Linked DNA regions of Homo sapiens: regions 1 and 2 are each linked to region 3. Evidence: chromatin contacts called from ENCODE Hi-C or POLR2A ChIA-PET data. All regions are on one chromosome and are shown on one strand. The core of a region is the stretch at or near the end of the contact, and the rest is flanking DNA. Distances in the headings are between cores, read along the strand shown.

Region 1 (4,216 bases), core at 1,270-3,769, 82 kb before region 3:
AATAAAAAACAATTATCGGCTGTTGCTTGGATTGTGTGCCTGTCCTGAGCCTTCATTTCTCCATCTGTGAGGACCCTCGGAGGTGCTGGGTTGGAAGTGGCTTTGGAAACCCACGGGGCTGAGCGGCAAGGCTGAGTGGGAGCTCGGGGAATCCTCGCCCTCACTCGAAGTCTCCTTGAGAAGAGGCTGATGCTTGGCCGGGCGAGATGGCTTACGCCTGTAATCCCAGCACTTTGGGAGGCCGAGGCGGGCGGATTGCCCGAGGTCAGGAGTTCGAGACCAGCCTAGCCAACATGGCGAAATCCTGTCTCTACTAAAAAATGCAAAAATTAGCTGGGCGTGGTGGCGGACGCCTGTAATCCCAGCTATTCGGGAGGCTGAGGCAGGAGAATTGCTTGAACCTGAGAGACAGAGGTTTCAGTAAGTGGAGATCGCGCCACTGCCCTCCGGCCAGGGCGACAGAGTGAGACTTTGTCTCAAAAAAAAAAAAAAAAAAAAGAAGTGGCTGATGCCAAGCGTCAGGAACAGATCCCTGCAAGTGCCCACCCCAGCTCCTGTAGGGGCTTCTTTTTTATTTTATTTTATTTTATTTTTTCTTTTGAGACGGAGTCTTGCTCTGTCGCCCAGGCTGGAGTGCAGTGGCGTGATCTCCGATCACTGCAAGCTCCGCCTCCCTGGTTCGCGGCATTCTCCTGCCTCAGCCTCCCAAGTAGCTGGGACCACAGGCGCCCACCCGCCTTGCCTTCCCAAAGTGCTGGGATTACAGGCATGAGCCACCGCGCCCGGCCCTGTAGGGGCTTCTGGCCTGAGCCCTGACCCCCTCTGCCCCTTCCCCACAGAAGTTCAGAGGCTCCGTGCTTGCAGTTCCTCCACCTGTTCCGGCTCTCTCTGTGTGGCCAGCAGCTTCTTGTCCACTCGAGACTTGGTTTGACTGGACCTCCTCTTAAATTTTTAAAAAATTTTTAATTTATTATTAGTAGTATCATTTTTTTGAGACAGACTCTCGTTCTGTCGCCCAGGCTGGAGTGCAGTGGCGCTATCTTGGCTCACTGCAACCTCTGCCTCCTGGGTTTAAGCAATTCTCCTGCCTCAGCCTCCTGAGTAGCTGGGATTACAGGCACCACGTGCCACCACACCTGGCTAATTTTTGTATTCTTAGTAGAAATAAGGTTTCACCTCGTTGGCCAGGCTGGTCTCAAACTCCTGGCCTCAGGTGATCCGCCTGCCTCGACCTCCCAAAGTGTTGGAATTACAGTTGCCGCTGTGAGCCACAGCACCCAGCCGGCCTCCTCTTGCTCTGTGGAAAGGAGGTGCCACCTCGGGGTCCTGCACTTCCTGGGCAAGGCCAGCTGGTCAGCCTAGGCCCTGGCAGCCTCCTCCTCCCTGCCCTGAGGCCCCAGCACTGCCCCCTTCCTGCTTCCACCCCTGCTTCTGACTGTTCCAGAACCCTCTGTGGCTGCTTCTCATGTCACTCAGGGCCCACATCCTCCCCATTTCCTGCCCTTCTGTTTGCTCCTGTGTCCCCTGGGCACAGGGCCTTTGCACGGGACTGTCCTCCTGACCCCTGCTGGTCCAGAATGTTCTTTCCCAAGGTGGCTGGCTCCCTCGTCTCTCAGGCCCTTCCTGAATCTTCAGTGTCCTTCTCTCACCTTCCCTGACCACCTCTTCATTCACCTCCTCACGAGCCCGCCCTGTTTCTGGTTTCTTTTTCTTTTTTTTGAGAGTCTCGATCTGTCGCCCAGGCTGGAGTGCAGTGGCGCGATCTCAGCTCACTGCAACCTCCGCCTCCCAGGTTCAAGCGATTCTCCTGCCTCAGCCTTCTGAGTAGCTGGGATTACAGGTTTGTGCCATCACGTCCGGCTAATTTTTGTATTTTTAATAGAGATGGGGTTTCACCATGATGGCCAGGTTTTGAACTCCTTATCTCAGGTGATCCGCCCACTTCGGCCTCCCAAAGTGCTGGGGTTACAGGCATGAGCCACTGCGCCTGGCCTGGTTTCTTCTTTTTACAGCATTTATGCATTTGATATGCATATGCTTGTGGCTGGCTCACTCCTGTGGAAGGGAAGGATTGCCGGGGCTGTGTCACCAGCACCTGGGACAAGGCAAGTGGCCCTAGTGCCAGGCTCGTGCCAGGCCCTGGGCTCCAAAAGAAGAAGGTGGGGAGGGAGGTGACAGGGACACAGGCCATCTGGGGGTGGCTGTCAGAGTAGTGCTGGGAACAGCAGGTGAAGCCCAGAGGAGGAGAGGAGGAGGAGAGAGAGGAGGGGGATGGGGGATGGGAGTGGGGGATGAGTGGAGGAGGATGGAGGAGGAGGGGAATGGGGAGGAAGATGGGGAGTGAGAGGAGGGGGATGGGGGAGGAGAAGGAGAAGGAGGAGGAGGAGGAGGAGAGAGGGATGGCTTCCCACAGCTGCCTCTCGGGGGCCACTGCCCAAGGCCAGCCTCTGCACTTTTGTCCCTGAAGCGGGTGTTTGGCTCCAGGATGAGGTGGCGTCAGCAGCCGACCCGGGCCTGTCGCACTCTGGCGGGGGACTGTGGGCTGGCCCTGCAGAGCTCAGCCCCCGGCTGAGTCACAGCACAGCGCCAGGCGTGGGCCTCCCTAACAGAAAGCAAACTCCAGGCGAGAAGGTCTGGGGGCGGGTGGGGACCATCTACGATAAAGGCAGCCCCAGTTGGGTGAGGAGGGCACAGACCATCGGAGGGACAGAAAGACCTGGAAGCCTTGGATTTAGGAACTAGACTGGTGCTTTTGGTTTCTTTTCTTGTTGAGGGGGCTGAGGATGAGGCTTTGTGAAACCAACCAGGAAGAATGAAACACAGAGCTGGTCCGACACCCAGCTCGAGGGAGGGGGGCCGGAAGCTTCTGGAAGTTGGCTGCCCCTAAGCAGGGGCCACTCTAGCCCACAAGGCCAAGTTGGCAGAGGCAGACGAGGGGACTCTGCGGCTCAAGTCACGGGCCAGGAGCCCGCAGCTGCCGGGCTGGAAAGGTCAGAGCCGGCTCTGCGTCTGGCTGCGCCGGCAAGAAGCCACAATTACGCAGGCAAAAGAGCCCGGGGATTAGCCCCAGCACCTGGGACCCTGAATGGTGAGAAGGCACCTAGGGGGTGTTGGAACACATTCTGAGTTCAGAGCCTGGTCAGGGAGAAAAAACCAAACGGAGATCAGGAAGGGGAAGGGGCCTTCGAGGGCTTTCCCATCCCAACTTCCCAGGATGCCTGACCCCAGAGCTCCTGGATTTGATCCACGCCTCGTGACACACACAACCCCTGGGAGGAAGGAGCCCAGGCCCCTTGGAGAGCCCCAGAGGCCTCTAAGGGCCGGTGAGTCTAGGACATGGGGCAGGAGCTGCAAATGGGGCCTCCCTGCTCCCCACCCTTCCTTCCCTCCTCCTCTAAACATTGCCCCACCCACCTCGCCCTGTGAGCCCAGCCCCCTGCACGGCCCACACTGTAGGGGCATGGGGTGTGCCAAGAGATGCTCCTGTCGACCAGGCGCAGTGGCTCATGCCTGTAATCCCAGCACTTTGGGAGGCCAAGGCGGGAGGATCACTTGAGATCAGGAGTTCAAGACCAGCCTCGCCAACATGGTGGAACTGTGTCTGTACTAAAAATACAAAAATTAGCCGTCTGTGTTGGTGCACACCTGTAATCCCAGCTACTCAGGAGGCTAAGGCAAGAGAATCGCTTGAACACACGAGGCAGAGGTTGCAGTGAGCCAAGATTGTGCCACTGCACTCCAGCCTGGGCAACAGAGCGAGACTCCGTCTCAAAAAAAAAAAAAAAATGCTCTTGTCCAACAGGCAGGTGGGTGCCGTGGGCCGGTGCATCCCAAGGCTTCCAGGCCCGGGCCCCCAACTGCTGCCCCTGCCTGTGTTGAGGGGGCGGGTTTGTGAGGTTCAGGGCAGGCCACATCCTGGACCCCACATGCCCCATCTCTAACCATCAATCAAGTGCCGCTGTGGCGGAGAGGATTCAGGCGACTGCAGATATCCATCCCTGTCCCCCACCCCACACACAAGGAGAACATCCCAGGCGAGGACATTGTAAATGCAAAATCTATACGATGGCAAGTAACTCTGAAGACTCAAGAAAAAGAGTTCCTCACGGACGGGACCTTTTATTCCAATCACCTCTCAAAATAGGTCTCCGAACGAGGACCCTGAAGAGAAGGCTATGCAGGGGGACGGGCCGCTGCCTGGCTCAGGGCTTCCCTC
Region 2 (4,877 bases), core at 396-2,895, 120 kb after region 3:
CCTCACACTTCAAGGCAGCTCTTCCAGGCCAGCCGGGGCCTTGGAGTGAGGGGCCACTGGCAGAAGGGAGCAAGACACTGGTCCACGGCACAGCCAGCTCAGAGCCAGGCGGATGAGACGGGGGCCAAGCCAGGGGCCGGCTACTCACGAGTGCACACGAGGACAGCCAGGATTCACTAGGACAGGATCTGCCCAATCCCAGGCACTTCCCACTGGTCCATCTGACACACCTGGGGGCCCAAGAGGTGATGGCATCACATAAAAGCAAAAGAAACTTGAAACCACCAATCCAGGCAAATTCGGACTCTCCCACAAATGGTCCATCCTTGGGGAGCATCTCCCCCACATCCTCAACCTCCAGCTACGTGTCTGCGGGTGGGCAGGAAGGAGGGGAGGCAGCATGGGCACCAGTGACCAGGACAGCCCTTTCCAAAAGAAGGCCCTGAACACAGTCAAGAGGAAGAGGAAGAAACACTGGGGCCTGGCGGGCAGGTCCTGGGGCCTCATGAGGGTGGTTTGGGGTCAGAAGACACACGATCAGGAACCAGGCGTCACCCCCAGAGGCTGCTGGAGTGCGTCCCACAGAGGCATGAGCAGCACCTGGCATGGGGACAAGGAGCTTACAGCAAGTGGGAGGTGCTCTGGTGCTCTACGCTAAGCTGCCTGGTGCCCCACAGCTCCACGGGGCAGGAGCACCCGGGAGGCTCCTACCACCACAGCCAGATAGCCCATTGAGGACGCACACCCCCAGTCCAGCACCCAGAGGTGAATGAAGGATTCCAGGACAGCAAGGGAGACACATGACCACCCTAGGGTGGACCATGGAACAGCTGTGGGTACACAAAGGCTCCCTGGAGCCATCATCCGTGGAGAGCACCAACTACGTCTTCTGAGTTGTGGGCAGGCCAGGAGGGGAGGGAGGTGTCCCAGGTGAGGGCCAGGCCTGTGGTGACTGTGCCTCGCAGTGGGCAGGGCTGCCAGAACCCAGCAGTGAGCTCACCTTAGTCAATTCTGCCAGCGGGCACCCCCACCACCAGGGAAATCCTGCAACCAGCCGCATCAGGAGCAGACGTTTATAACTAAAAGATCAAATATCCCCAACCACAAAAGTCCCAGTAATCCACACATGGGACTTCCCAAAATCCCATCTCTGAGAGATGACAACTGAAGAAGCCGAGGAGGAAGAGACGGTGTTTAAATGAGAGAGAGGGCCCAATGACAACGGACACCAGACACCTGCCACTTGTCATGTTGCAGATGCCAGGAGGAGGAGTGGGAACACGGGGTGGCAGCATGGGTTAGTGTTCTGCAAAGAAACCCAATGACCTTCCTGTTTTTGCTTCTGAGACAACTTAGGGAAGGAGTTTTGGGCCATCAATGCGGAATCCAAAAGCCCCTGTCTTGGGAAACCACGGGGCCACCTGGCCGGGTGTGCCAATGCCCAGCAGAGCTTCGGTTATTAACAGGGCAGGCCAGCGCTCCAGGCAGGCAGCTCGGCACTTCCAGTGGCTGCACACCCACCACACACAGGCACAGGGCTGGGAGGCACTGCTCGGCTCCCTGGGCCCTGCCAGAGTGGCTCCCTATCACTTGCTTATTTTATAAAGTGGCACTTTACAGCTGGTTTAATGTGGTAAAACAGGAACCTGGCTTAAAAAGAAAAGGGAACTCGCACTGTGCCAGGCTGGCACCCAGCGCAGGGACATCCCTGTAAGCATCCGTGGTCTGGAGAGTGTCCAGTGGCACCGCCCGCCCAGCAGTCAGGGCCGCGGGTATCTTTATGGCATCTGGGAGGGAGCACCCCCACCCTGGGGTGATAAGTGGGATGAAAAGAAGGTGACAGAGTTTTTCTGTCTTATTTCTGGAAAAGGCAACTGGCAAAGCTGGAGAACAGCAAGGGAGTGAAGCAGACCCATAGGAGCGAGGGAGCCCCAGCAAGTGGGGGGCACGTCTGGCCAGGCTCTGAGGAACTGAGCTGCCCGTACTGGGAATCCCAGGCAGGATGTGGGCTCTTGGAGGTGATGGAACAGACAGAACAGGCTATTGCAGGACACACGTTCCTCCTCACCCGGCCCCACCACATGTTCATCTAGTAACAGTTCACCAAGTGAGCTGATGTGGCCCCAGACACCCAGAGCTCAGGGTACGTGCAGAGCCACGGCTGCTGAGCACTCAGGGGCTGTGAGGAGATGTCTGAGCAGTGGTGGGAAGGGACGGGACCTGTTACTCTGGCCACCTGGAGCCAGCGGGAGTGGAGAATGGGCTGTTCCCAAGCACCCGCCTAGGGCTCAGAAACACCACCCTTCCTTGGGTCCTGCCGAGCTTCCCTCCTCAGGGAGCCTTCCCTGCTGCAGGCTGGATGAGGGCCCACGGGACTGTCACTCATCACTCCCGTTCAGAATGCACCTGGCTAACTGGAGTCACACGTGGGGGCCTGGCTGCTGCCTGGCCAAGGTTAAGGACACACACTCTGGCCAGACGCTAGGTCTGACCCCACTCCTATCCATGTGGACAACCCGCTCACTCACATCCCCCCGCCTGATCCAAGGGGCTCACTGAAGCACTGACTCCTCGGCATCCAGGGAGGCCTCGCCTGGTGGCTGCAGCGTGCAGAGGATCTGCGGGCTGTCACGGCGGATGCAGGGGTCAACTGTGCTGGCACCTCTGCTAAGCATGCATCACTTCATTTTGGCCTCCTCAGCCACTTGTGCCAACAGGCCAGGGACGGCACAGAGAGGCTGGAGGGGTGAGGCTGAGGAGGAGGGGAGGTGGGCAAAGGGCATCTGTCAGCCATCTACCTAAGGGTGTGCTCACTGACGCACAGAGGCCACTCCTGCTCTGTTTTTCCAAAGCAATCTGTGACTCTCGGGATTACCCACATCTCAAGTCACATCCTGATTGAAATCCATGACGCGTGGCTTGCTTTGCTAAATTTCCCCTACATTTTCTACAGAGCTCAGCATTCTTCAACTCCCATCTGAAATTGCCATGTACATCTCATCCCTGTCACGTTCATCTCTGCCTGGGAGGAAGGGGAAGTGGCTACAGACTCCAGAACCTGCAGCCTGGGTCCGGTCATCAGAGCAGTGATGCTCTCTGTCATTGGTCAGCAGAGGTTAGGCCCACCTGTCAGGCCTCAGAAGAGCCTGGCACCGCCCACAGGGTGGATCAACGGGTTAATAAGTCACAGCAGAAAACCTGAGGCTCGACTTTAAATAAACAGAACTCTCCCAGCTGCATCCCTGCCAAGGCCCGAGAGTGACACTGGCACATGAGCTATATCTCCCCCCACCAACACACCCCATGGGCTGTCATGAGAAACACTGCATATACCAGAACCCATTTACTCTGGGACACTCTCCACGGAGCCCTGCCACCACCTGTCCAGTGGACAGGGCCTGAGGGACACAAAGCCCCCACAGCCCTGAGCACCCGAGGAGCCACCTGGCCTGGGGATGTGTGATGCCTGCGCACAGGAGGCTCTCAGCCCACAGCTCCAGCAGAGGAAAAAACTCTTGCCTTGTGGAGACAACCCAGGCTTTGACTATTCTGGGCTGCCAGGGCTGTGGGAGCAGCAGGTCAAGGTTCAGGACATCTCACCCTCCTGCCATCATGGCCAAACCTCAGGCGACTGAGAACGATGGGCAACTTCTGTGTGCCAGAGGGCAGTGACATACCAGGACATCAGGGGAACACAAGCCACTGTCCCGTAGCCCCCACTCCTCTCCCATCCTCTCCTCCCCTCCCCTCTCCTCTGTGGTGTGCTTTCTTCTGCATCTGCCACAGCTCACCCAACAGCAAATGCAATCCCAACTAGTTAGGCTCTTGTTAGGACTGAAGATAGCTTTTGCTATTCTTCTCTACTCAATTCTTCATCCTAAGGATGCTGTGGCCAGTCACACCCTCCCACGGGCAAGGGCACCCGGCAATAAGCCCCAGCTACTGCCATTACTCATCCCACTTCCCAGGCAGGCAGGAAGGCAGGTGTGCAGAGCACTGGGCAGGGCCATAGTACCTGTGCCACACACACACATGCTCTTCACCTCATCCAGAGTTTCCTAGGTTTTGGTGCTTCAACAGCCCTCAGTAACGCAGGCTCCTTACTATGAGATAGCCTGGGAGAGAGCTGGGGTTTCTGTGATGGGAAAGGGCTAAGCCGGGAAAGGAAACAGTGTGTGACTGGCGCCTTGCAAGCCACCTAAGGCACCAGGCACACACAGGGGAGGGGAGAAGAGGACGGGAGAGGAGTGGGGGCCACGGGATGCGGCTTGTGTTCCCCTGATGTCCTGGGACACAGCTCCCTGAACCCCAAAACACCCCACGGACAGGAAAGCAAAGTAAGGAGAGGTGAATGTGAGTTGCAGGAGGGGCTGCAGGCACTGACCTGACCTCCCACCCACAGGATGACCCCACACAGCAGAGGGAGAAACTGAGGCCCAGAGGGTGGCACCACTGTACAGTCAGGTACCCCCACCCTGTGTCCTGCTCTGTACTACACAGACCACCCAGCACACATGTGGCCAATACCAGTGAGGCAAAGGTGGCAGCCTGGGCCCCCCATGCTGGCCCTCAGCCATCCCTGGGACAACAGTCTAGACACCCAGAAGCTCTGCACCTAGGCCCACTGACCCAGCCTCCCTCCAAGCCCTGGGTGCCCATGTGTGCCCAGGCTGCTGCCCCTGGCACTCAGGCCATGCCACACGCAGCAGCTGGGTCTGAAGCCTGGCTTGGAACCAGCCCCCCACAGTCAACATGGAGACAGCCCTGCTGGCACCGCCCCAGGCCTGGGCCCTGTCTCCCGCACCCTCCAGCGACCTGCCTGGGCCACCCTCAAGGTGCGCCTGCTCCTAAGCCGCCTCCCACAGTGGAGGGACACC
Region 3 (4,508 bases), core at 1,275-3,774:
AATCAATTGAACCTGGGAGGCGGAGGTTGCAGTGAGCCAAGATCATACCACTGCACTCCAGCCTGGGCAACAGAGCGAGAGACTGTCTCGGAAGAAAAAAAAAAAAAAAAAGGCTGGGGGCAGTGGCTCATGCCTGTAATCCCCACACTTTAGAGGCAGAGGCCGACGGATGACTTGAGGTCAAGAGTTCGAGACCTGCCTGGCCAACATGGTGAATCACCGTCTCTACTAAAAACACAAAAATTAGCCAGGTGTGGTGGCGCATGACTGTAATCCCAGCTACTCAGTAGGCTGAGGCAGGAGGCGGAGGTTGCAGTGAGCCGAGATTGTGCCACTGCACTCCAACCTGGGGGACAGAGAGAAACTCCGTCTCAAAAAAAAAAAAAAAAAGAGATTTAATCCTAGGGCCACCCAATGAGGAGATAGGAGGGAACCTCAAATCCATTTCCAGGAGGAGGAGTTTGGGGCCATATAAATGTATATATACAAATATATATATTTTTTTAAGATGGAGTCAGCCGGCCGTGGTGGCTCACGCCTCTAATCCCAGTACTTTGGGAGGCCGAGGCCAGCGGATCACAAGGTCAGGAGATTGAGACCATCCTAGCTAACACGGTGAAACCCCATCTCTACTAAAAATACAAAAAAAAATTAGCCAGGCGTGGTGGGGGGTGCTCATAGTCCCAGCTACTCAGGAGGCTGAGGCAGGAGAATAGCATGAACCTGGGAGCTGGAGCTTGCAGGTTGGAGTGCAATGGCATGATCTCAGCTCACTGCAACCTCCGCCTCCTGGGTTCAAGCGATTCTCCTGCCTCAGGCTCCCGAGCAGCTGGGATTACAGGCATGTGCCACCACGACCGGTTAATTTCTGAAATTTTTTAGTAGAGACAGGGTTTCATCATGTTGGTCAGGCTGGTCTCGAACTCCTGACCTCAGGTGATCCGCCCGCCTTGGCCTCCCAAAGTGCTGGGATTACAGGCGTGAGCCACTGCACCTGGCCAGGGGCTAGAGTTTTAATTTTTAAGGATTTTGGAGTGGGCTGAAGTGTGGAGGTCATTGCTTGGTGAAAGAGTGCAGGAGGTGAAGTCACAGACAGTAAGAAACTGTATTCTCATGCAGATTCCGTTCCTCTGTGGGGTCTTCACACTGGTGGGTGTCATTGGTTAAGGATTTCAAAAACATCTTAAGAAATTCTTCTAAAAAGTCTTATGATTCTAAGGTCGGAAATCACATCTATAGCAAATGGTCGGTATCAGGTGCTACAAGCAACTTGCGGTCACAAGGAAGTGGGTCAAAGTGCAGCCTGATTAGTGCTTAATTATAACTAAGTTTCTGTCCAGAATTCTTTTTTTTTGAGACAGAGTTTTGCTCTTGTTGATCAGGCGGAAGTGCAATGGTGAAAACTTGGCTCACTGCAACCTCCGCCCTCTGGGTTCAAGCGATTCTCTTGCTTCAGCCTCTCGAGTAGCTGGGATTACAGGCATGTAATCCCACCACCAAGCCCAGCTAATTTTGTATATTTAGTAGAGACAGGGTTTCTCCATGTTGGTCAGGCTAGTCTAGAACTCTTGACGTCAGATGATCCACGTGCCTCGGCCTCCCAAAGTGCTGGGATTACAGGCGAGAGCCACCGTGCCCGGCGCAGAATTCTTTTTTTTAGAGATGAGGTATTGCCATCTTGCCCAGACTTGTCTCGAACTCCTGGGCTCAAACAATCCACCCACCTCGGCCTCCCAAAGTGCTGAGATTACTGACATAAGCCACCATGCCTGGCCCCCAGAATTATGAATCCTGTGAGGATGGCTTCAAGGTGAGCGCTGAGCCAGACAAAAGGATGGGGTTTGGGAGCACCCTGCTTAGACTGGAAAGATAATGTTGGAGAAGACTTCCTGGAAGAGGGGCTTTTTGCGTAGAGTTTTGAAGAATGAGTAGGAGTTCTCCAGAGGAGGATGAGTAACTGCAATAACACCCAGTTTATCAAGTGCCTCCTATGTGTCTGGCCCTGTGCTTTACCCCTCATTTGACCACCTCTCCAGTGAGAGTCTCAGTCCTTTTTTTCCTGGTGAGGAAACAGGCATGGCAGAGAGGCATGACACATCAAGGTTGCCCTTCCTGGCTCCATCTAGCCCGTTCTCCTCTGCTTCCTTTGTTTTTCACCATCTTTAGCCTTTGACCCCAACCAAAAAGAGAAGAGAGGAAATCCCATGGGCATAGACAGCCACCTCTTAAACTCTTGTCTGGAATTTTTCACATAGTAACAATGTCTTTTTTTCCTCCAAAAAGACTCCCAGGCTGGAATGGTGTCCTCATATCGAGGAAGAGGATACTGAGGCCCAGAAATGTGCCCTAGCTTTACTAGGAGCGCCCCCACCTAAAGATCCTCCCCCTAAATACACCCCCAGACCCCGCCCAGCTGTGGTCATTGGAGTGTTTACTCTGCAGGCAGGGGGAGGAGGGCGGGACTGAGCAGGCGGAGACGGACAAAGTCCGGGGACTATAAAGGCCGGTCCGGCAGCATCTGGTCAGTCCCAGCTCAGAGCCGCAACCTGCACAGCCATGCCCGGGCAAGAACTCAGGACGGTGAATGGCTCTCAGATGCTCCTGGTGTTGCTGGTGCTCTCGTGGCTGCCGCATGGGGGCGCCCTGTCTCTGGCCGAGGCGAGCCGCGCAAGTTTCCCGGGACCCTCAGAGTTGCACTCCGAAGACTCCAGATTCCGAGAGTTGCGGAAACGCTACGAGGACCTGCTAACCAGGCTGCGGGCCAACCAGAGCTGGGAAGATTCGAACACCGACCTCGTCCCGGCCCCTGCAGTCCGGATACTCACGCCAGAAGGTAAGTGAAATCTTAGAGATCCCCTCCCACCCCCCAAGCAGCCCCCATATCTAATCAGGGATTCCTCATCTTGAAAAGCCCAGACCTACCTTTGAGCCTCAGTTGCCCCATCTGTGCCCTGGGTAGGAATATCCTGGATCCCCTTGGGTCTGATGGGGTAGCCGATGCCTGATTTGCACCCACAACGTGGGAGGTTATAACCTGTCCCCAAGTTGCAAATGGGGAAACTGAGGTACAGGGATGCCAGGGACCCTCCTGAATGTGCACAGCACCTGGGAAACCCGGGGACGGGGTCGGGCGTGCGGTGTGGGCATGGTCCCTGACCTGGGCTGGGGCCAGGATCCAAGAGAAACAATGGGGGTGTGGTGCATGGATAGAAGTTTGTGATGGGCAGAGCCAGCTGGAGCTGGTTCTGAATCTGATGAAATCGCTTGTCAAGGCACTGCTAAAGTCACATGCAACGAGCGACTTGTTAGGGGAGGAGGAGAGTATTTTCCCCATCTCTGTGCCCTCCATGGAGGCTCCAGGGGTGCAGGGCACTGGATGAGGTCTGGGCTGTGGTGGGACCCAGGAGGGGGCAGGCAGAGGGGCACACTCTTAGCCCGCCCTAAACCCATCTGTGCCGTGTGACTCCGGCAAACCTCTCACCCTTGCTAAGCCTAGCAACTAGGTTAAGGCACCCTCAAACCCCAGTCTCCCCAGTCTCCCTAACACTTGTACCAGCCTGAGGGGCTGTGATTCCTAGAGGCTCAGTAGTCTGGAATGTGATGGGTTTGGCACTCTTCATTTCTCGGGATTACACCTGTAATCCCAGCACTTTAGGAGGCCAAGGTGGGAGCATCGCTTTAGGCCAGAACATTGCAGCCTGGGCAGTATAGCGAGAATCCATCTCTACCAAAAATGTTTAAAAAAAATTAGCCAGACATGATGGTGTGTGCCTGTAGTCTCAGTTATTCAGGAGGCTGAGGCGGGAGGAGCACTTGAATCCAGGAGATTGAGGCTGCACTGAGCCATGAGTGCCCCACTGCACTCCAGCCTGGGTAACAGCAAGACCATAATAAATAAATAAATAAGTGAAGCAAGTAAGTTTTTGACTGCCAGAAGAAAAGCAGAGCCATGGTTGGAATCTCAGGCTGCCTGAATATCAGATATACATTAATTCCTTCAAGTATTTACTAAGCACCTATTGTGTGCCAGGCACAGTGTCAACCAAGCTAAGATTCTAAGTAGGGAATATGAATGATACACAAGGAAATAAAATAGGGTGCTTCCTATTTTAGGCAGGCTGGAAGGAAGAGGAGGAGCCAGCCATACTGAGATTCAGGAGATTCAAGGGGAGAAATGCCCTTTTTTTTTTTTTTTTTTTTTTTTTTGAGAGGGAGTCTTCCTCTGTTGCCCAGGCTGGAGTGCAGTGGCACGATCTTGGCTCACTGCAACCTCCACCGCCCCGATTCAAGCCATTCTTCTGCCTCAGCCTCCCGAGTAGCTGGGATCACAGGCGCCAGCCACCATGCCCAGCTAATTTTTGGTATTTTTAGTAGAAGCGGGCGTTTCACCATATTGGCCACATATCGGCCAGGCTGGTCTTGAACTCCTGACCTCAAGTGATCCACCTGCATCGGCCTCCCAAAGTGCTGGGATTACAGGCGTGAGCCACCGCGCCCGCACGGAGAAA

What was found. Hi-C counts contacts between places; a loop is a spot of excess contacts on that map. ChIA-PET counts read pairs that join two places held with the same protein, here RNA polymerase II (POLR2A). Pooled maps may share reads with other maps.
Region 1: a pooled map shows a loop between it and region 3 (2.6-fold over the local background). The contact joins the enhancer-like site here to the promoter of GDF15 in region 3. A Hi-C loop is called at or near these places in 2 of 37 single-sample maps with no recorded cell type and 5 of 50 pooled maps. POLR2A ChIA-PET finds 5 or more read pairs at or near these places in 14 of 52 experiments (A549, A673, AG04450 and 10 more).
Region 2: a pooled map shows a loop between it and region 3 (2.2-fold over the local background). The contact joins the enhancer-like site here to the promoter of GDF15 in region 3. A Hi-C loop is called at or near these places in 1 of 50 pooled maps. POLR2A ChIA-PET finds 5 or more read pairs at or near these places in 3 of 52 experiments (HEK293, Panc1 and WTC11).

Annotation. Positions count from the first base shown.
Region 1 is chr19:18,302,137-18,306,352 of GRCh38, forward strand. It overlaps LSM4 (LSM4 homolog, U6 small nuclear RNA and mRNA degradation associated), which reads right to left. Exons shown (of 5, transcript NM_012321.5): 5 at 4,100-4,216. Among named protein-coding and RNA genes, the nearest start is that of LSM4, 19 kb to the right of the region's middle. RefSeq lists enhancers at 2,563-2,942, 2,833-3,338. Within about 2 kb of position 2,520, at least 37 of the 41 ENCODE cell types and tissues checked have a DNase peak (open chromatin) inside an H3K27ac peak, as active enhancers do; they include A673, HCT116 and endothelial cell of umbilical vein, where a contact is called at or near this core.
Region 2 is chr19:18,501,462-18,506,338 of GRCh38, forward strand. All of the region lies in intron 1 of ELL (elongation factor for RNA polymerase II), which reads right to left. Among named protein-coding and RNA genes, the nearest start is that of ELL, 18 kb to the right of the region's middle. RefSeq lists an enhancer at 3,172-3,221. Within about 2 kb of position 1,646, at least 23 of the 41 ENCODE cell types and tissues checked have a DNase peak (open chromatin) inside an H3K27ac peak, as active enhancers do.
Region 3 is chr19:18,383,634-18,388,141 of GRCh38, forward strand. It overlaps GDF15 (growth differentiation factor 15), which reads left to right and starts at 2,525. Exons shown (of 2, transcript NM_004864.4): 1 at 2,525-2,833. The coding sequence starts at 2,557. MIR3189 (microRNA 3189) reads left to right here and starts at 2,929; the gene lies at 2,929-3,001. RefSeq lists enhancers at 2,069-2,891, 2,480-2,649.